2 separate regions of the Homo sapiens genome follow, and region 2 is linked to region 1. A link is a loop called in an ENCODE intact Hi-C map of the cell type or tissue named here. Cell type or tissue: PC-3. All regions are shown on one strand. Each heading gives the region's core, and the rest is flanking DNA. Links, peaks and the distances in the headings are about the cores only.

Region 1 (10,687 bases), core at 967-8,966:
AAACTTGCACAGCCTGTTCGCAGGTAAGTGGCAGATGTTCTGTTTCAGCATTCTTGAGTGCCTGAAAGTGGATAGACTGGAATGAATTAGCTTCATCCGTATGTTTGATAGTAAACAGAAAGTCATGGTGGATTCCCACCAGAGTTTTAGTACCATTTGAATAAAACTTTACTACATTGTTTTTAAGAAATCCTCATTTGGGACTTTTACCAGTTTGGTTCAGATTAAATTTGTCCAGTTGCCTAACGTGATTAAGCATCTCAGAGGACCCCTAGAAAAAAAATTGTTAGAGCCTCTCAATTTGATTGTGATATTCATTCATTTCGAATATAATTATATTCAATAAAGATGATAAAGGTATATTAGAATATAGAGTGATATTTAAGATAAAACTTCTAGCTACCAAGTCTGAGTATAATCTATAAGCATGGTTTTCAAACCCTTATTCTATAATTCAGAATTATCTGTGAGATTTATATAAATGTAGGGTGTAAGTTTTACCTTCAGAGAGTCTAACTTAGTAGATCTGTTATGAGGCCCAGAATCTGTGGGTGTGCTAGGTATTTTGTTGTTGTTTTTTGTTTTGTTTTTGTTTTTGTTTTGTTTTTGTTTTGAGATGGGGTCTTGCTTTGTCTCCCAGGCTGGAGTGCGGTGGTGCAATCTTGGCTCACTGCAGCCTTGACCTCCCAGGCTCAAGCAATCCTGTCACCTCAGCACCCCCTGTAGCTGGGACTACAGGCGCACACCACCATGCCTGGCTAATTTTTGTAGAGATGGGGTTTTACCATGTTGCCCAGGCTTGTCTGGAGCTCCTGAGTTCAAGTGATCTGCTTGCCTCAGCCTCCCAGAATGCTGGGATTACAGTTGCTGGTTTTTTTGTTTGTTTGTTGTTTGTTTGCGTAATCTTCAGATGATTCTGAATCAGACAGGTTGGGAATGATGCATCTGTAACCTTTCAAGAATGGGATTACCACCATCAGTAAACTTTGGTGTCAAATATAATTAAACTGGAAATATTTATCACTGTGCTAAATAAGTAAATGCTTGCTTTGTTTAATCTTCATAATAATATTAAATGAGTAGGTATTCTTATTTCTATTTTTCAAAAGAGGATATTGAAATTTAATGGAATTAAGTAATTTGCCTAAGGCCACATAGCTAATAAAACTATGAGTTCCAAGTATGTCTGACTTTGGAGCTCTTTTAATCACTGTCCCATACTGCCTTTCTAGTGATGCTGACACTGAGCTTCTAATATCACATTCATCATTCTGCCTCTCAAAATAATAAGTAAATGATAAGGTTGGTTATCTGTGTGCTTGGAAAAGGTGAGACCATCTTTTCCTTTCTTTTATCTAGTAGCTATGTTAACAAAATGGGAAGTCATCTGGTGCCCAGTAAAACTTGGAAGTTGTGAAAATGCAGAGTGTGGGGAGGTTGTACTAGTACCTGTTTAGAGCTTAGGACTTGGTACGGCCTTCATGGGATCGTGATGCCACCTGAAGAGTAATTAATATATGTGTGAGATAGTATGGTACTATTTCATAAAGACATTTATCAAATTTTAATTACAAAATTGCTTTATTACAGATCCTTGCCAGCTCCTAAAACCTATGGTAGCATGAAAGATGACAGTTGGAAAGATGGCTGTTACTGACCAGCAAAGACAAGAATGCAGAAGTCCACGGCTTCATGGATACCCTTCACCAGGCTAAAAAACAACTTTTATATGCAGACTGTTCAGATAAGACTCTTGGGATTTATAAAATCCCAGCCCTCTCTGTCTTAATTAGCACAAACCGACAGAGATCATCAAACAGCACTTTAATGACATTTAACATCAGATGTGTTTGGTAATCATACAATCACTCTCCATAGAATCACTTTTAGTTTTGTTTAATAGAAACTAGGTTGATTTTTAAAAAATATTTGACAGAGGCCAATATCTGGGCAAATACCTAATGGATGCCAAAGAGAAATGCCCATTTGTAAATGAGAAAAATGCCCATTTGTGCACAAGAAAATGGTGAATTCAGGCTATCCAAAACTTCACATTCAACCTAATTTACTGTATAAATAGTATCAATAAATATTTGTGTTAATGAGAACTAATATTCTGACTAATTATCTAAAGTGTTTCACTAGTACACCAGGAAACTACAGATTGAGATTAGGGGGTGGGAGGAAAGAAACCTGGGCTAGAGATTAAAACATTCCTAAATTTAGCAGAATTTCAGAAATGATTTTTGCAGATTCATTAGAAAAGAAAAATTGTCATTTAATCTTAAGTTTTGGATGTAGCTCACATGTCACCACCACCAGATAGTGTTACAGCATGTATCCATCATGTTGCATTGACACATCAAACTTGTGTGTGTTTGTTTTGATTGCCAAAAGGGCTTAATATCAGTTGTACAATCTTTCTGAACTTTATAGTTCCTGGCTCAGGAAAGATGGCCTTTGCTATTGAAGCCAACTTCTTCACATGCTGTTATCTTTACAGAACTAAGAGATCTTGTTTCTATTAGCAGGTTTTCATGATAGGAAAGAACAAGTAGTGTGTGTCTTTATTCTTGATACAACACCACCTCGGTGCTTGCAACCTGGAACAAAACCATACCATGAGAGAGAGGGGGAAAAAAATCTATGCACTTAACCTACAAAATCTCTGGTGATGACAGTTGTATTGTTGCTATTACATGGCATAACGGTCTATTATGTGGTAGGAAAATATAGCCTGCTAAATCCTACTTAAGTTGATCCACTTTAAACTGAGTAACTGTATAAAACATCTATTGAAAATTCTTTTCCTTTTGACTTAGATTCTGCCTTACATCAATTTTTGCATTTTTGGTAAAAAAAAAACCCTACTACGTATGACTCTAACCTGATACTTGCTCTCTAATGGCTCTTAATATATCCTTGAAATCGGCTATTTCAATTTTATCAGACTTTTACCAGAGTAAAACTTGCTTCTGTAGCAGGCCTCTCATTTTTTATTATGAGGTCTGTTTTTAAATACTTAATTTGAACAGCTCTAAGATATTGTCACTTAGGTCATCTAAAAGCTTTTAGAGATTTGAACATAAGTTCATTTCCTGTTAATCAAAGACATTCCGTAAGTTGGCAAAAGAAATTGGGAGAGAGAAATAGAAGGCTTGATATTCTGGACAGCATTAAGGTTGATAGGTTGATGATAAAAACTTAAAACCAGGACCTCCATTCTGTCATGACTGACACCATGGTAGTCTGTCAGCTTGACCAGTGGAGAGTCATTCATTTAGCACAAGCAGCTGGAGATTTAAACTGCCAGTACTATGTATTTGGTGTATAATGCAAGGAAGAAACTTTATCCTTGAATTTGAGGGTGATGGGGTGGGTCAGGAAAGGATGGCGCCAGAATTCTACATGATAATGAACTAAAAAATGTTGCTTTTCAGAGGAAGATAAAGCATCTTCTTTTGGGAGGGGGGTATCTCATGTCTAAGTAAGTAAAAGAAAGAAGTAGCTACTGTCTCTTTTAAAAACCACGTACAAAACAGAACAAGTCTCAGTTTTCAGTGCAACATTTCAAAAAATATATATGCTGCAATCTAATAATTAAAAGGAATTTTACCTATTATGAAACATATTACATTTTTTAAGTTAGATAATCAGTTTCAAAAGGAGTATTCAGGTTATTTAACTTTGTTTTTAAATGGCTGCATCAGAAAAAAATGTCTATTTTTTTTTATTAAAATATTTCATCACTTGTTAAAACATATTTTTGATCTGAGTTTGGTAAAGTATTATTTTACCTGCTGTTGTACTACCACAGACTGTTGACTTTTAGTTTCTTAAAGAGAAAAATTGCCTTTTTACTAGAAAGCCTTTGTATATTGCAATTTTTCTGTTTGGGAAAATCTAAGGATTTACTGTGGTTAGTCTTACAGAAGAAATGTGGATTTGATAAACTAGTGCCTATGATTTTAACTTATGTTTGATATATAGTAGTAAGGGTTTTATGAATGTTGATTATTTTGTGCCAACAGCCCAGAATTGTCACTTATATGTAAGCAGAAAACAATGAGCTCTGCTTCCAAAGTTATTTAATTTTCTCAGTGTTTGAATGTTATTTTTTGTAAGTGTGTTAATAAAAGTGTAAAGAATTGGAAAAAATATAAATATTCTTAACTCAAGCATTTGCTGGATCATTTTTCTACAAAACTTGTTTGTACAATATAAAACACTCTCTGAAGAGTTGACTTTTTTTCAGTTTCGTATCCTGGAAATCACATTTTGTAAAACTGGGGACCATTCATAATTGTCAGATACTTTTTAAAATTATCTCAATACATCACTTTTATAAAAAAAAAAAGTTTTTTTGAAAGAAAATTAGATACATATGTGGCCCCAGATGTTTGTATAACTCTAGAATGATCTAGACTATGTATGTTTAAATTAACTTTTTATTGAATGTACAGGTGTCCATTTTTGACGTTAAGCATGGTCCTTTAAGGTCACATGACGTTTGATTTGCAAACATTTCTATAGCCGAACTTGTATATGTGGTTGCCTCCTTAATAAACAGCCTGACCATAATGTTTATTATTAAATTTATATTCTTTAAGTGTTTAATTAATCTCTGGATATGGTAAGATTCCTTTTTTCCTCTCAGTTGCCTACACTTGGTTTTAATAAATTACTCAGTTGAGTTTTTCTTTAACCACAGAAACCCAAATCATATTGCCCTTTCAGATTTAGTCTTCATGGGGTTGGATTATGTCTTATATTTTCTCTGTCAGAGTTATTTCATATATGGATTTTACTTGAAGGAAATTTACAGTTTACTCTAAATTGATTTGTTCTTGGAACTTTTTTACCTGCTGTGAATTGATACCTAGTTATAAAAAGCTAGCATTTGCCTAGATCATAACTATGTATGGTATCTAGTTAGAAAAAAACAAGCAAAAAGCTATTATGAGTTTCCAAGAGGGACAATTAATGCATTTTCATACCAAATGCGAATATTTAGGTGATCACGTGCATCTTTTCTTGTATGGATGGAAAAATCAAGAATTGTACACTGTTTAATGAGTTCTCCATATTCCTTTAGGAGATATTTGCTTTGCAATTACATGTTACAATTAGAATAATTACAATTAAAATAATATTACATGTTACAATTAGATTAATAGTGATGAGAGGGAAAAAAGACACCCTTCTGTTTTTTTCTCTCAAGCCAGTCTAAAAACTTGAAGAGCCATTTAAAATTAAATGTCACTATACTTGTATTATAAATCAATACATAAGTTTAAACCTGTTATATACTCAGTGCAACAGAAAAACCCATATGGAGGTTCAACCACTGATGTATTTTGAATGATCCTAAATATAAGTCTTGGGTGGCTAAATGGCCCTCTGCTTACCAGTCTGAAAATGAAACCGATTATACTCATCGGCCTTATTTACTGTAATACAAACTGGTTAAAACTATGTTAACTGAATGCTAGTTTGAAACAAATTATCTACATTAAGTCATCTTAATGTTTTCTCTTTAAAAGAAATAAAAAAATCTGTTTCTTCTGATTTCGAAAGTAATAGAAACTCTGCTGTAGAACATAAACTAAAAATATTAAAAAGTATAAAGGTAAAAAATGATAGTTGTCTGCAATCCCATAATCCGGAAATATTGAAGTACTGTCCGTAACATGGTTATGACATGTTAAGTGGAAGGGTAGAAGGTCTTTTTTTTTTTAAGGAGAAAATGTTTCTTTTAAATAAATGTTTCTTATGTAAAAATGTTGACATGAGTTTGCTTTTGCACAGAAGTATACATTAACTGCTATTGAAAGCTTGGCATATATCTTAATTCCTGATTTTAGATATTTCTTGATAAAACTATCGTATGTATTGTTTGTATTGTTTATAACATTAATTGGTTTTTTACAATTTATACTTTTTTTTTTTTTTTAAACAGTCTTGCTCTGTTGCTCAAGCTGGTGGAGTGCAGTGGCATGATCTCGGCTCACTGCAACCTCTGCCTCCCAGGTTCAAGCAATTTCCCTGTCTCAGCCTCCCAAGTTGCTGGGACTACAGGCACATGCCACCATGCCCAGCTAATTTTTGTATTTTTAGTAGAGACCGGGTTTCACCATGTTTGTCAGGCTGGTCTCAAACTCCTGACTTCATGTGATCCACCCACTGTTGTACCTGCTGTTGTATTTTTTACCTGCTGTTGTACTACCATAGACTATTGACTTTTAGTTTCCTAAAGAGAAAAACTTTCTTTTTTTTTTTATGAGATGGGGTCTCACTATTTTGCCCAGGATGGTCTCGAACTCCTGGGCTCATGCGATTCTCCCGCCTCAGCCTCCCAAAGTGCTGGGATTACAGACATGAGCCACCACGCCTAGCCTCTATACATATTGAAATTTGAGAAATATATAATAAATTATAAAGAAGAAAAAGTACCTAATTCAATAGGTAGTCAGCCACTTAAATTTGAAGATAATGTCTTTGTTTCTTTTTCCTTCTAAAATTGTAATCATATGCTTGACAGTAACTTTTTCTGAAGTCTGAATTCATGACTACCATGATGTAGATGGATTCTGCTGCTACAAAAAAAAGCCATTTAGTTCTGGAAAGAGTTTATAAATATTCTAAAACTTTGCCAAACTATATTATTGTAGTCCTTCGTATCGTATCCTTTGTTGATACTTGAATGCCCCCCACCACCACCCCTGCCTCCCATCTACCATGAATTGACAGTATTGATTGAGTACAATGCCAGTTTTAAACCACCTTTAAAGAAATAACAGGCACAACCAAATAGGCTAGTCTTCAGTAGAGTTATTAAACTTGATCACCGGAAGGGCTATTAAAACAGATTTCTGCACTGTACTCCCGAGAATTTCCAAGTCCAAAAATTCTAGGAGTAGGGTTCCCAGGACAGGTCAGGTGCACATTACTGGACTAATTGACTGTGACTAGAGGATTGGCGTTGAGGTAGAACACTAGCTATGGTTTTCTACTGTGAAAACCATATGGATGGAATGGGGAAAGACCATTTTCCCTGAAGGTGATGCTGTCCCAAGAAAGTAGGCCAGGTCTTGAGCAAACAATACAGTAGGTACACATCACAAATGTCTCAGTGCATATTATATAAAATGATTATACCATGTCAGTGGTCACTGACCTGGAGGAAACATTTGTAGTAAGAAGAGAAGTTTCTGGTAGTATTTGAGCTCCTGGCTCAATACAGGAGGCCCTGTATTACTCCTGTCCATGGATTCCACTAGGCATCTTGGTATGCTTATTAAAAGTTCCCCTTCGTACATAGGCCAGTTTAAGCTAAGGTTCTATCATTTGCAAACAGCAGGAAGAGATGATTTTTCAAATGTTTTAAAAATTGATAAATTATGTACAGAAGTTTGTACAACTCAAATGTTCAGCTCAAAGAATTATCACTAAATTACTACATGTGTAATCACCATGTAGACAAGAAATAGAATGTTCACCGCACCCCAAAAACTCTCCTAGTGTCATCTGACAATCTGCTTCCTTCCTCTTCTACAAAGATAACAGTTACTGACTGGGTGGGGTGACTCACACCTGTAATTCCAGCACTTACGGGAGGCTGAGGTGGGAGGATCGCATGAGCCCAGGAGTTGGAGACCATCCTGGGCAACATAGTGAGAACCCCATCTCTCAGAAAAAAGACAACAGCTATTCTGACTTCTAACATTGTACAGCATCGGTGCATTATATAACATCTCAGTCAACATGGTCTGCCTATAGGTCAATACTCCAGTAAAATTATAATGAGACTGAAATATTTCCATCGCCTAGTGACATAGCCCAACGCATTTACTCACGTGTTTGTGGTGATGCTGATATAAACAAGCCTGCTGCGCTGCTAGTCATAGAAGTATAGCGCATAATACTTGATAATAAACAACTTTGAAACTGGTTTACATATTTACCATACTTTATTGTTATTTTAGAATGCACTCCTACTTATTTTTAAGTGAACTGTAAAACAGCATCAGGCAGATCCTTCATGAGATATTCTAGAAAACATTGTTATGATAGGAGATGACTGCTCCATGCATTTTATTACCCCTGAAGACCTTCCAGTGGGACACATGTGGAAGTGGAAGACAGTGATATTGATGATTTTGACTCTGTGCAGGCCTAAGCTAATGTGTGTGTTCATGTCTTAGTTTTCAACAAAAATTTTTTTAAGGAAAAATGTTTATAGAATGAGATATAAAGAAAATAATTTTGAGCAGCTGTACAATGTATTTTAAGCTAAGTATTGTGAAAGAGTCAAAAAGTGAAAACTGTAAGTAATAAGGTAAAAACCTTGCAGTAAGCTAAGGTTAATTATTGAAAAAAATTTATAAATCTAGTGTAGCCTAAGTACAGTGTTTAAAAGTATAGTAATGTTCTAGGCCTTGACATTCACTCACCGACCCACCTCAAGCAACTTGCAGTTCTGCAAGCTCTGTACATGTTAAGTGCCCTTTACAGGTATCTCATCTTTTATCTTTTATACGGTATTTTCACTGTAGCTTTTCTGTGTTTAGATATGCAAATACTTACCATTGTGCTACACTCACCTACAATATTTAGTGCAGCAACATGCTGTACAGGTTTGTAGCCTAGGGCTATATCATATTGCCTGGGTGTGTAGTGGGCAGTCATCTAGGTTTGTGTAAGTACACTCTGATGTTCCCACAAGGGTGAACTCACCTAACAAGGCATTTCTCAGAATGTATCTGTGTCAAGCGACACATGACTGTAATTTAGTTTTGCCTACTTTTGAACTTTAAGTAGAACCATACAATTTGTATTTTTTCTTCTTTGAAGGGTAATTTTTTCTTTGAAAGCTGAAAATGATTTTCTCTTAGTCACTAAACAGAAATAATGTGAGATTCACCCATGTCGCTGATGTCATTGTAATTTTAATTTGTTCATTTTCATTGCTGCTGTTACATGCCATTGTACAAATATATCACAGTTTGTCCATTCTAATGTCAAGGACAGTTGTGGTGTTTCCAGTTTGGAGCTCTTAAGAGTAATGCAGTTTTGGATTTCAGTATAGTCAAAATGGCATAAGCCCATTGAAGCCTCTCTCACTGACTAAAAATTCTGTACAAAATGTAAAAGACAACTGAGAACACTGGGGGTGGGGGTGGGGTGGGGGGTAGCAGCAGGATTGAAGACGGAGTCAGACCTGGAGAAAAGACCCATACAAGGGTGAACTTCTCATTTCTCCCCTCTTTCTTGACCCTGAGCCAAGGGAGGGCACCCAGAAGAGCTGTCACAGAGGCCCTTCTGGCAGATAAACTTTGAGGAAAAACCCAAAAGATGAGAAAAAGGAGTTCCTGGAAGCTAGAGAATGTCAGGGGAAATCCCCAGGTATTTATGTTTTCTCTCATGGCTTGTCTTGGGTAAGCCCTCAGGTAAGCTGTGCTAGCAAGTGGTGCCAACAGTTAAAATTGATGGAAGCACTCTCTCTGGGCAGAGGAAATGGGAAAAGAGCCTTTGCAGTCTTGAAGACTGGAGGTCATCTGCATTTTTCTCTATTTACTCTCTCTGTTCTGAGGGTGGCCTGAGTTGTGGGAACTGCATAGTAATAGTGGTGGAACTAAAATTCCAAGCAAAACCCTTGTTTCTGGCCAGAGGACAGGGGAATGGGCTGTCTTAGGGCATGATGGGGGGAACCAGAGAGAACAAAGCAGAAGGAATCCCTTTATTCTATGTGTTAATTAGTACAAGCTCTAAGCTTACATACTCAGGACAGACCCAAAGCAGCACACTAGAGGCTTTAGGAACTAAAGTACAATTTAAACCACTGGCCAAGACACAGATTACTGAGCAGTACATGATAAGCTTGATCCAATATAATATAACCCTTTTTGAAAGCAACTGGGAATCACAGCCACAGAAGACGGCAGAAAACTTTCAGTATGAACCTATCTGGGTTTATTGTTAAACAAAAATCAGCATTCTCCAGAATATTTTAACAAGACCTAGAGTCTAAATTATAATATTCAGAATGTGCAGCATTTAATCTAAAATTACCTGGCATACAAAGAACCAGGAAAATGTAATACATTCTCAAGAAAAAAGACAGATGTCAACACCAATATGATCCGGATGTTGGACTTACAAAGTTTAAGGCAGCTGTTATGAAATAAGCACTCTTATGAATGGAAAGATAGAAGTCCTCAGGAGAGTAGAAAAAATAAGTTTAAGAACCAAATAGGAATTTTAGAACTGAAAAAATATGTAAAAGTATTTCAATTTGATGGATTCAACAGCTGACTGAAGATGGCAGAAGAGTCAATGAAGTTGAAGAGAGCAATACAATTTACTCAATCTGGAGAACAGAGACAAAAAACTGAAAAAATGAGCAGAGCCTCAGGAACCTGACAACAATATTGAAGGTCTAACAGTTGTGTTATTGGAATCCAATGGTAAATTGGCTCTCAAAAGGTTCTTATTTGTATTGTTTTCCAATGTCCAAGTGCATCCATTTGGGTATTCTCTGTTGTGAAGTCTCTTTCAAATCATTTGTCTGATTTTATATTGAGGTGTCTCTTTCTCTTACTAATTTATAGGAGTTCTGTAGGTATTGTGGAGAGAGTTTTTAGTAAAGTTGTTTGTAACCCTTTTTAATGAATGCAGGATCTGAAGT
Region 2 (10,687 bases), core at 1,442-9,441, 59 kb after region 1:
CCCTGCAGTCTGCTATGACCATGCCTACATGCCTATGAATAGCCACTGCACTCCAGCCTGGACAATGTAACATCTCTAAAAAAATTTTTTCTAACAAAATACAAAAGAAAGAAATCAACATAAAACGGTACATAACTTGCTTTTTTCACATAAAAATATAACATGAAAATTTAAAATAGTTGCATAGTATTTATTCTATTATGTAAATAAAAAACAATTTACTCAACCAGTTGCATATTGTTGGATACTTAGGTTGTTTCTAATTTTTCTTCTACCAGTCTTATACGTTGTACTTAAATTGTCTGCAAGTCAGATGATTTCTGTAAATAGGCAAAATACATAATTTATAATAAAGTATTTTTATTATTAAACTGAAAAAGTTCTATTTCACTAGTAGTTAAATAAGCACAAAATATGAAACTTTTAAAACAGCATATTGACAAAGATTCTTAAGGTAGCAGTACTTACTTCTGGAAATGCAATGGAAGAAGCCCTCAAACACCTTTGAGGGTGCTGAGGTACTGAATACAACTTCTGTGTATGCTTATTGCTTTTCTGCCTACTCAACATCCATTTTTCCTCTTTCTGTTAACAGCACCCACTATTCCTCTGAGGAATCCCTTCCCCAAATTTGAGTTGATGTGTCTTGAGTGGGGATGAGACCACTCCCTTGCTTGAGTGAAAGCATTCCATCCTATGGCCACAATGATTGGTTGAAGGATGGGTACACTTCTCTTGCCTATTTTCTATTTAATTTTTAAATTTAAATGCTTCTACTCTTAAAAAGCCTCCTAGCTTCCTTTCAAGAAAAGTGGCCAAAACAAACATTAGTGTACAATAGTTCTCCCTTATTAATCCCAAGTTAACCCCAGGACTTTTATGAGAACTCCTGGAAGTAGGTGCTCTCTTTCCATGATTGTTTCTATGGTAGGATATATCCAAATTGATTGTATCCTTGCCACTGTAACATAATAGCATATATCTGAATCTTTTCCAGTACTGAAAAATGGCATCTAATTGCTTCAATTTAATTGCTCTGGATACTAGTGAATGTGACTATTTTCATAAACATGTTGGCTGCTTGCATCTCTTTTGTGATCTTGTGTCTATTCATGTCATTTGCCTCTTTTCCTATAAAATAACACAATAAAACTTATAAATTAATCATAAATTTTCTCTTAATTTCTTAAATGATGTTTTTACTATAACAAAGTTGAAAGTTTTTATGTATCCATATCTACTGAGCTCCCCATTATGATTTCTTCTGTTACTTTTTTGCTTAGAAAAATTTTCCATATCCAAAGATGAGATAAACACTTGCCAATCTTTTTCTCTAGTATTTTGTTGCATTATTATTATTATAATAGTTAACCCTTTAATCTACTTGGAATTAGCTTTGGTATACACTGTGCCACAAAGCTCTAAATTTATTTTTCCCCAAATAGCTAGCTTAATTTCATCTTCCTTCCTTCCTTAATTTTTTTTTTTGACACGGTTTGCTGTCACCCATGCCTGAGTACAGTGGCATGGTCATGGCTCACTGCAGCCTTGCCCTCCTGCGCTCAAGCGATCCTCCCACCTCAGCCTCCCAAATAGCTGGTACCACAGGCATATGCCACCACAGGCATGCGCCACCATGTCTGGCCAATTTTTGTAGTTTTTGTAGAGACAGGGTTTCACCATGTTGTCCAGGGTGGTGTCAAGTTCCTGGGCTCAAGAGATTTGCCCACCTTGGCCTCCCATAGGCGTGAGCCCCATGCCTGGCCATATTTTCTAAGTACTATGTTATCTCTCCCTTTTACATATTGTTTCCCCCTTGGGAAAAGAATACTTCACTTCACCAGTGTCACCACACCAGTGTCATCACACCTGGAGAATGGGCTTAAACCTAATCCTGGGGTTTTCTCATACATAGTGAGGAAGATGAGAAAGAAGGGGAGGCCAGAGCACCTGTTTTCTTTACAATGACAATCACCCCATCAGCAGGAGTGACATCAGGTGTGTAGGTCCCAAGAATCCCCCAAGATTGCAGGTGCAACATGCCCCATGATTTACAATCGCAGCCCATCATCCCCTTCTTTTTTATTTTTTCAGATGGAGTCTCAGTCTGTCATCCAGGCTAGAGTGCAGTGTCACGATCTTGGCTCTCTGCAAACTCCACCTCCCAGGTTCAAGCAATTCTCCTGCCTCAGTCTCCTGTGTAGCTGGTACTACAGGCACACACCACCATACCCAACTAATTTTTGTCTTTTTAGTCCAGATGGGGTTTCACCATGTTGGCCAGGCTGGTCTCGAATTCCTGTCTTCAAGTGATCCACCTGTCTCAGCCTCCCAAATTGCTGGGATTGCAGACAAAAGCCATGATGCCAGGCCCCTTTCTGTTTTCAGTCTTCGCCCATTGCACAAGTTGCCGCCCAAGTCCCTCCCTAAACCCTGAGAGGAGGTAGTTGGATGAGTTGAGTTGGTCTGCCTCTAATTACTGCTTATTTAATGTGATTGTGAATTTTAATATCATTAACATGATGAGGGTTTCTGAGGCAAATAGGAGTGGTGCCTGCACAGTTGGCTTCAGCTGGATCCCTTGCCATTTGTGTTCTTGGCTTATCTCATTCTGTGGTTTCAAGACTGTGAAGGCTCAGCAGTGCCTTCCCTCCTTATCTTGTCTGTTTCTCCACACATCTTCCCTGGGTCTACTAATGTAACGGTTGGGTAGCATGGATCATTGTATATCTGAATATCTTTCTTTTTACCTACATAAGGTGACATGTCAACTTAAAATATTTTTGGTCACAACCCACTTCCTTTAAAGTTTAGCTCACTGAAGTTTTTTTTTCTGGGTTTAGTGTTTTGGAAAAGTGTAAGGGTACATTATCCTCCTAGATTCTTGCAAAAGCTCTGCCCTCGTGGAATTTACAGTCCAAAAGAGAAAAAATAAATTATTTGTGATGAAGAGTGCAATATGCTTTGCATTTGCAAAGTCTTACTTTTCATAGTCTCCATCATCTTCATGAGATTTGGGGAGGAGGAAAGGCTCAGCCCACCCTTGGGTAATAGAAGTCACTCTGTGCCAGGACAGGAGTTAGGGAAAAGTTCCCAGATAGAAGAATTCACTATATCTTGGCTCCTTGTGAAAGCAACCCTGGGCTAAGACTGAGCCTTGATTTCATTCTAGAAATTCCTGTTGGTTTTTACAACTCAACTGACTATCACTTTATGGTCACCCCCAGGGAGCTAGATGCCTCCTTAACAGGCCCCACCTGGTTGGTAAGCAGCGAAATTATTTTCCTTTCTACATGCCATCTAGTGACTGACTTAAAAGTTGTTGCATCTCCATTCCTAAGAGCTCTGCTTTTGAATTGTTTTGGGATAAACCTGTCTCAAGCAGGGAATCTCAGCACTTTATTTCTTTTCAGTCCTTTAATCCTAATGCCAGGGCCTTACTCATAAAGCTTCGTAAATCTGTGGCCACTGAAATATCCTCTCTCCACCTGCCAATAACTTCTTAAACACACATTTTTCATGGAAATTGTTATTAGCCAAGCTCTTCTCTGCCCTCTTTAGGGACACATCGCCGTGCAGATTCAGCCAGGTACTTGTGGGTTCGGTTGATAAGACTGAGAATTCCTCGTTCCTCAGTTTCCTCGTTTGTAAAAATCGAGCTTGTAAAAATGGTATCTATCTCACGGCTTTGCTGTAAGAATCGAATGAAATAATGCACACGCACTTGCACAAAACCCGCTATATTATTATTACATTCTACTTTAAGACTGAAAATCATGCAAAAAATTGTTTGCAAATTCAAGCCAGATATCGTGTCCTGCTTACTAGAGAATCGCTCATATTAAGTCAAGCACCCCTCTTAGGGCTGCAGGCTATAGGAACAGTTTCTGCCATGAGCGTGCATCGATGAGGTTATCCACCCGCCCCCTCCACTTTGTGTGTCTGGGTCTCCAGATTTCATTATAAAGAGGCAGAGCCCATCAGAGAACTTGATCGGCAGCCAGGAACGGTTTTTTCCTGCTCTGGTCCTTTGTCAGGTCTTTGTTCCGCCCCTGGCTACACTCGATAACAGAACCACTTACTGGCGATTCACAGGAGGGGACCGGGCGGCAGGGCGGGGCGGGGCCTGCGGGGCGCGGGGCCGCGGCGCGGAGCCGGCGCAGCGATTGGGTTCACCCGGGGGGCCGCGCTGCGCGGAGTGCCAGGCTGCGGGCGGCTGCAGACCTGGGAGCGGAGACCGGCCCGCCGCCCCCGACGCCGCCGAGCACGTCAGCGGCGCGCAGCCGGGGCTCGGAGACCGACGGGCAGAACGACGGGCGGCGACTGCGGCGACCGCGGGACGGCGAGAGGCACGCGGCGGGAGGGGACCGGAATCCGCAGCTCCGGCCGCGCCATGGACGGCAACGACAACGTGACCCTGCTCTTCGCCCCTCTGCTGCGGGACAACTACACCCTGGCGCCCAATGCCAGCAGCCTGGGCCCCGGCACGGACCTCGCCCTCGCCCCTGCCTCCAGCGCCGGCCCCGGCCCTGGGCTCAGCCTCGGGCCGGGTCCGAGCTTCGGCTTCAGCCCCGGCCCCACTCCGACCCCGGAGCCCACGACCAGCGGCCTCGCGGGCGGCGCGGCGAGCCACGGCCCTTCCCCGTTCCCTCGGCCCTGGGCGCCCCACGCGCTCCCGTTCTGGGACACGCCGCTGAACCACGGGCTGAACGTGTTCGTGGGCGCCGCCCTGTGCATCACCATGCTGGGCCTGGGCTGCACGGTGGACGTGAACCACTTCGGGGCGCACGTCCGTCGGCCCGTGGGCGCGCTGCTGGCAGCGCTCTGCCAGTTCGGCCTCCTGCCGCTGCTGGCCTTCCTGCTGGCCCTCGCCTTCAAGCTGGACGAGGTGGCCGCCGTGGCGGTGCTCCTGTGTGGCTGCTGTCCCGGCGGCAATCTCTCCAATCTTATGTCCCTGCTGGTTGACGGCGACATGAACCTCAGGTACGGATCTGTCTATTCCTTGGGCATCTGTCTCATCCCAGACGCGCGTTTACGGCCGTGGGCTCACGACGAAGGACAGAGGCAGTGGAGGGGTTGGAATTAGGCGTGGAGGAAGGAGGAGAAAAGGAGAGGAAGTTGATGACGCCCCGGCTTTAGAAGTCAAGGCCGACCTGCAGGTTGTGCTGCTAGGGGAGCAAGCTAGACGGCGAGGGAGCTGCTCCAAGGCTGGGATTCCATGCGCAGCGCGGCCCTTCAGCAGGGTCCCTCGCCGTCCTCCCCGAGCGTCGGGGTGGCAGCGCAGGTCGTTGTCCAGTGGAAGACAAAGAGAAGGGGGAGTCTGAACTAGAACTCGCCGGCAACGTAAAAGTAAAATAGGGCTACTGGCCCGTCAGAGAAAGTAATCTCACATAGAGTGCAGGATTGTTGAGTCCGACCAACAAGTAGCAGTCAGCAGCTTTACCATGGCTTACCTTGCAGGGGGCTTGCAAGGAAGAACGTTCCTTCCCCTCAGAATCATCCAGGCTCAATAGACTTTATAATGTCGAGGGCAGCAGTACCGAGACAGGGGGCTTGTTTTTCCTCCCTGCCTTGGGTTCATAATTCCATCGGTGTTAGACGTGCTGCTCTCTTGGCACTCTCCTCGGATGTAGGTTCTGCCCAGACTTCAACCCCGGGACTTGCAGTCTCCCCGTTCCACCTCTACTCAACATACAAGAAAAAGGTTAGCTGGCTGTTTGACTCAAAGCTCGTTCTGATTTCTGCACATTCCCTTTTCTGCAGCATCATCATGACCATCTCCTCCACGCTTCTGGCCCTCGTCTTGATGCCCCTGTGCCTGTGGATCTACAGCTGGGCTTGGATCAACACCCCTATCGTGCAGTTACTACCCCTAGGGACCGTGACCCTGACTCTCTGCAGCACTCTCATACCTATCGGGTTGGGCGTCTTCATTCGCTACAAATACAGCCGGGTGGCTGACTACATTGTGAAGGTAAGGCCCCCTCTTCCCTTTCCATACTAGCTTGGAGAGCCCTTGATCTCTGACCCACAGCAGAAATGTTAGGAAGTTTGGAGAAGGCGGAAAGGAAGAAAAGGACTTGGAAGTAGTTGCATGGATAAAATTTTTTTTAAAAAGTTTATGCTACAAAGATAACTTCCACTTTTGGGATTCCTAGAATGACAGCTTTAATTAAGACACAGCTTAATCAAAACCAGCATAAGAGAACTATCAGTACTCATTGGAAGGAAACAGATCATAGCAGGGTGGGGAAGATGACAGTGTAATTAAATGGCAACATATTTTCCACTAATTGTATATAATTAAACATAAAAGCAGATTAAATAAAATTACTTTAATAGAATTGGTGCAGTATTTTAGAAATGCATGGCTATCTTTTCAAAAATGGAACTCTAATTCTGAGAAACTCTGTAGTAGGTTCCTTTAACATTTTATTAAATTTTTAAAAGTAAGTTGATACTAATAGGACAAAAAGTAATGGAAAAGTTACATTGTAGTAATAGAACACACAAAATATTGGCTTTAAAGCACAAAATAAAATTGGGTCCTGGATAAATAATGGAGGTTATGTTGACCTTACTAAATGTGTTTCTTTTTCTTTCTCCATTGCAATATTTTATATGGCTTATAAAGCTAGTGAAAAGATAGGGGATTTCTATAATTTGTGCAATATTTCTCCTAAGGCTTTGATTTTTTAAAAAATGAATGCTTTCTGTAGCAGTAGAGATTTTAATAGTTTAGTAGATTCTAGTAGTTGACTGGAGGAAAAAAAATCTTTGCAAAATTAAGCTGTCTTTGAAAATTCAAAAACAGTAGCAAAAAAGAATAAACCATGACCAGGATGCTGACTTCAGGTAATTAATCAAATAAAATACGTAACTATTACTGCAAAATGCACAGGCAAATTCCTTTAGACAAATGAAGAGAAAAAGAGCCACCCTAATGTTTCAATTATGTAGATTCAAGAAGACATAATCTTTTGTTTTACTTATTTTCTAAAGTAATTTGATTATATAGAGTCAGCTTTTATTAATATGAAAAGTAGAGAGTTCTTTTCTGTGCATATATCCAGGCTTGAGTAAAAGAAATCCTGCTCCATAATACACATGTATATGTGAATGTAAAAATGTATGTGTACATGTAAATATGCATATATTAATACCTGTAATATATACTCATAGATACTCTTGAGATGCATTAAGAACTTGTTAATCTTAATCATTAAGCTAATGCTATTAATGTGATGGCATTTACTATAAAACCTTAGGAAGTCTAAGAGAAAGTCAATCAAATGACCTATTTACACACCCAAAACAAGAAATATATTTAAAATAAATATATTAATAAATTAATATATTTAATATTTAAATATAATAGACATAAGATTAGCTACCTTTGAATTTAAGGTTAACCTAGCCCTATTCTTTAATTAACACACTATTAAGAAACGGTTTATATAATTGTTACACCTTTGCAAACACTTCAAAATGAGCATTCAATGTCAATGCTTGCCCAAATGATTTAAAATAGTTCTAAGGGACTTTGGAGCCAATATTTCAAAATGAAGAAATCAGACTGTTTGTCAGCGCTTTCAATGTGACATACTTTGAAATGGTATGCTTTTACATGTAATAGCCTGGTTTCTGCCAATTATGCATCTGTAGTATCTGTACCTTATATAATAATTATTGCAGCATCCTCTAGGGTAGAATTTGTGACCAGCTCAGATAAATTTTAAATAATTTTTTAAGAGTGTAGAGTTACGCCATTCCCGAAGACTGCAAAAGGGATATCCCAGCTATCCAGGGAACCAGAAGCAACATTTAAGCTGTTCTCTCTGGCTCTAGTTTCCTTTCCCTGCCCACTCCTCATTAAAAAAAAATAAGTTAACTACCAATATGAAGGAGAACGAGGAGAGGAATTTTTAGATTTCCGCCTTACAATTCATACAGACTGTTTTATTTGAATGAGTGAAATGTACCAGTCAGAACATCAAGATGACACGTTTTATACAGAAGTCAGTTGTACTGTATCCGAAATCCATCTATTGTAATAATACGTAAGCATCATTACAGACTTATAGATGGGAGGTTTCTCATGAACAAATAAAAAAGGGGAAAGTTGCCAAATTGCAAAGAATTCTTCACATATTTATTTACATTTTTCTCTCTTACATAATCTAAGAGTAGGTAATTGTTTCAATATTGCAAGCAATCCTCTGCAGTATATTTTGAGGGTTAAAAAGATCACACACTGAGCTTCAGACATTTTAATCAAGTTTCACAAGTTTTAACTCATGTAAAATGAGAACTAATTTCTTATGGAAAACACGGGGTTCAGTTCAGGGAAAGTAAACATCCACTTGTCTGCTCTGATGATCAGACCATACCTGGGGTATTAGGTTCAGTTCTAAATGCCCTGTTTTTAAGAGGCACATTCACATATGAAACACATTCTCAGAACAGTCAGGATACCAAAACAAAGTTATGTGATGGAGGTTTAAGTTTGGGGATGATCTGCCTGAAGAAGAGTAGCCTTCCCCTGATAACCAGTTTTTAAGCTTTTGAAGAGCTGTTTTTCAGGAAAAAAGCTTTTGAAGGCTATTTTTTTTTGAAGAGCTTTTTTTTTTTTTTTTTTTTTTTTTTTTTTTGGTGAAATGGAGTGTTGCTCTGTCACCCAGGCTGGAGTGCAGTGGCGCGATCTCTGCTCACTGCAACCTCCACCTCCCAGGTTCAAGCAATTCTCTGCCTCAGCATCCCGAGTAGCTGGGATTACAGGCATTCACCATCACACCTGGCTAATTTTTGTATTTTTAGTAGAGACAGTGTTTCACCATCTTGGCCAGCCTGGTCTTCAACTCCTGACCTCATGATCCACCCACCTTAGCCTCCCAAAGTGCTGGGATTACAGGTGTGAGCCACCGCGCCTGGCCAGAAAAGCTGGGTTTTTTTGTTTGTTTTTTGTTTTTGAAGAGCTGGTCTCTGTCGCTCCTGAGAGCCTATATCCAACTCAATGGCTAGAGGTTATAGAAGGCAAATTGTCCCTGGACATAAGGACAGGCCTCCAAACAATCAGAGCTGCCCAATGTGGCTCTGGATGCTTCCTGAAGAGGTGGCCTGCCCATCTTCAGAAATATTCTGTCAAAGGTCTCCATTTTGTGTTGGAGAGCATACTAGATGGGTGTTTTCTTCCGTGAGCTTAGGATTCTCTCGCCTGAGTTCATCTTCAACCATCTCATTGTAATTTTCTATTACTAGGTTTCCCTGTGGTCTCTGCTAGTGACTCTGGTGGTCCTTTTCATAATGACCGGCACTATGTTAGGACCTGAACTGCTGGCAAGTATCCCTGCAGCTGTTTATGTGATAGCAATTTTTATGCCTTTGGCAGGCTACGCTTCAGGTTATGGTTTAGCTACTCTCTTCCATCTTCCACCCAACTGCAAGAGGACTGTATGTCTGGAAACAGGTAGTCAGAATGTGCAGCTCTGTACAGCCATTCTAAAACTGGCCTTTCCACCGCAATTCATAGGAAGCATGTACATGTTTCCTTTGCTGTATGCACTTTTCCAGTCTGCAGAAGCGGGGATTTTTGTTTTAATCTATAAAATGTATGGAAGTGAAATGTTGCACAAGCGAGATCCTCTAGATGAAGATGAAGATACAGATATTTCTTATAAAAAACTAAAAGAAGAGGAAATGGCAGACACTTCCTATGGCACAGTGAAAGCAGAAAATATAATAATGATGGAAACCGCTCAGACTTCTCTCTAAATGTGGAGATACACAGGAGCTTCTATCTTGCTGAAATATTGCTTCATATTTATAGCCTGTGGTAGTGCACATGGTTAACATAAAAGATAACACTGGTTCACATCATACATGTAACAATTCTGATCTTTTTAAGGTTCACTGGTGTATTAACCAAACGTTGTCACAAATTACAAATCAATGCTGTAATATAATTTGCACCTGGAATGGCTAACGTGAAGCCTGAATTAAATGTGGTTTTTAGTTTTTACCATCACCAATTTCTATGACTGTTGCAAATACAGAATCTATTAGAAAACAGGGTCTTGGAAATGTAGAATTTTGGCGCACTATGAGGAAAAACAAGCTATCTTTGTAAAGCATAATTGAGTTTAATGTAATTGTTGTAAAAAAAAAAGTGTGCTTGCTCTACTTAAAATTCCTCACAATGTTGAATTTTGACCTGTATTCAGAAGAATTCCAAAACAGGTCAGTTAAATAAGGAAATATAGTATTTGTCAAACCAGTATCAGAGAAAAGTTACATTAATGTATTTGATTACTTGATCTGGTATCTACTTATTAATGAATAATCAACATTTTTCTAGTGGACAAGCCATGTTCTTTTCGACTGGTCTTCTGCATTTATGTAAACACACCCCAAATCAATTTATCTTTTGTAGGAATGATTTGGTTGGGAAATTTTTCAGAACCGCTCTGGAGCAGAACAAAACGGTACCTCCCGGTCACCACTGGGACTGGGGGAAGGGACACGCTCCAGGGGAGAAAACAATTCGCCTAGATGAAGATCCCTGGGTGGTTCTCCATGCACTCGCCGAGGGGGCTCAGTGGGTAGCCTCTTAGAGCAGCTCTGAGAATAAACTTATCATCTGAGTTAACGGGTAATAGACCCAGAACAGTTCCCAAACCTTGGCACTTTC

What was found. Peaks named below come from ENCODE experiments on the same cell type or tissue, not always from the same donor. Only the 100,000 strongest peaks of a DNase experiment are listed, where the experiment ranks them.
Region 2: a loop joins it to region 1, with 5 times the contacts of the local background. A loop is called at or near these places in 1 of 110 quality-filtered maps.

What each region holds. Positions count from the first base shown.
Region 1 is chr4:48,420,421-48,431,107 of GRCh38, forward strand. SLAIN2 (SLAIN motif family member 2) reads left to right here. Exons shown (of 8, transcript NM_020846.2): 7 at 1-23; 8 at 1,591-5,781. The coding sequence ends at 1,657. Among named protein-coding and RNA genes, the nearest start is that of SLC10A4, 58 kb to the right of the region's middle. In PC-3, for the core only: no CTCF peak of the experiment used is centred there; no DNase peak of the experiment used is centred there.
Region 2 is chr4:48,479,169-48,489,855 of GRCh38, forward strand. It overlaps SLC10A4 (solute carrier family 10 member 4), which reads left to right and starts at 4,175. Exons shown (of 3, transcript NM_152679.4): 1 at 4,175-4,983; 2 at 5,764-5,974; 3 at 9,259-10,358. The coding sequence starts at 4,394. The coding sequence ends at 9,771. RefSeq lists a cis regulatory region at 2,445-2,840, silencers at 4,095-4,144, 4,225-4,354 and an enhancer at 10,218-10,687. In PC-3, for the core only: no CTCF peak of the experiment used is centred there; no DNase peak of the experiment used is centred there; H3K4me3 peaks cover 438 bases.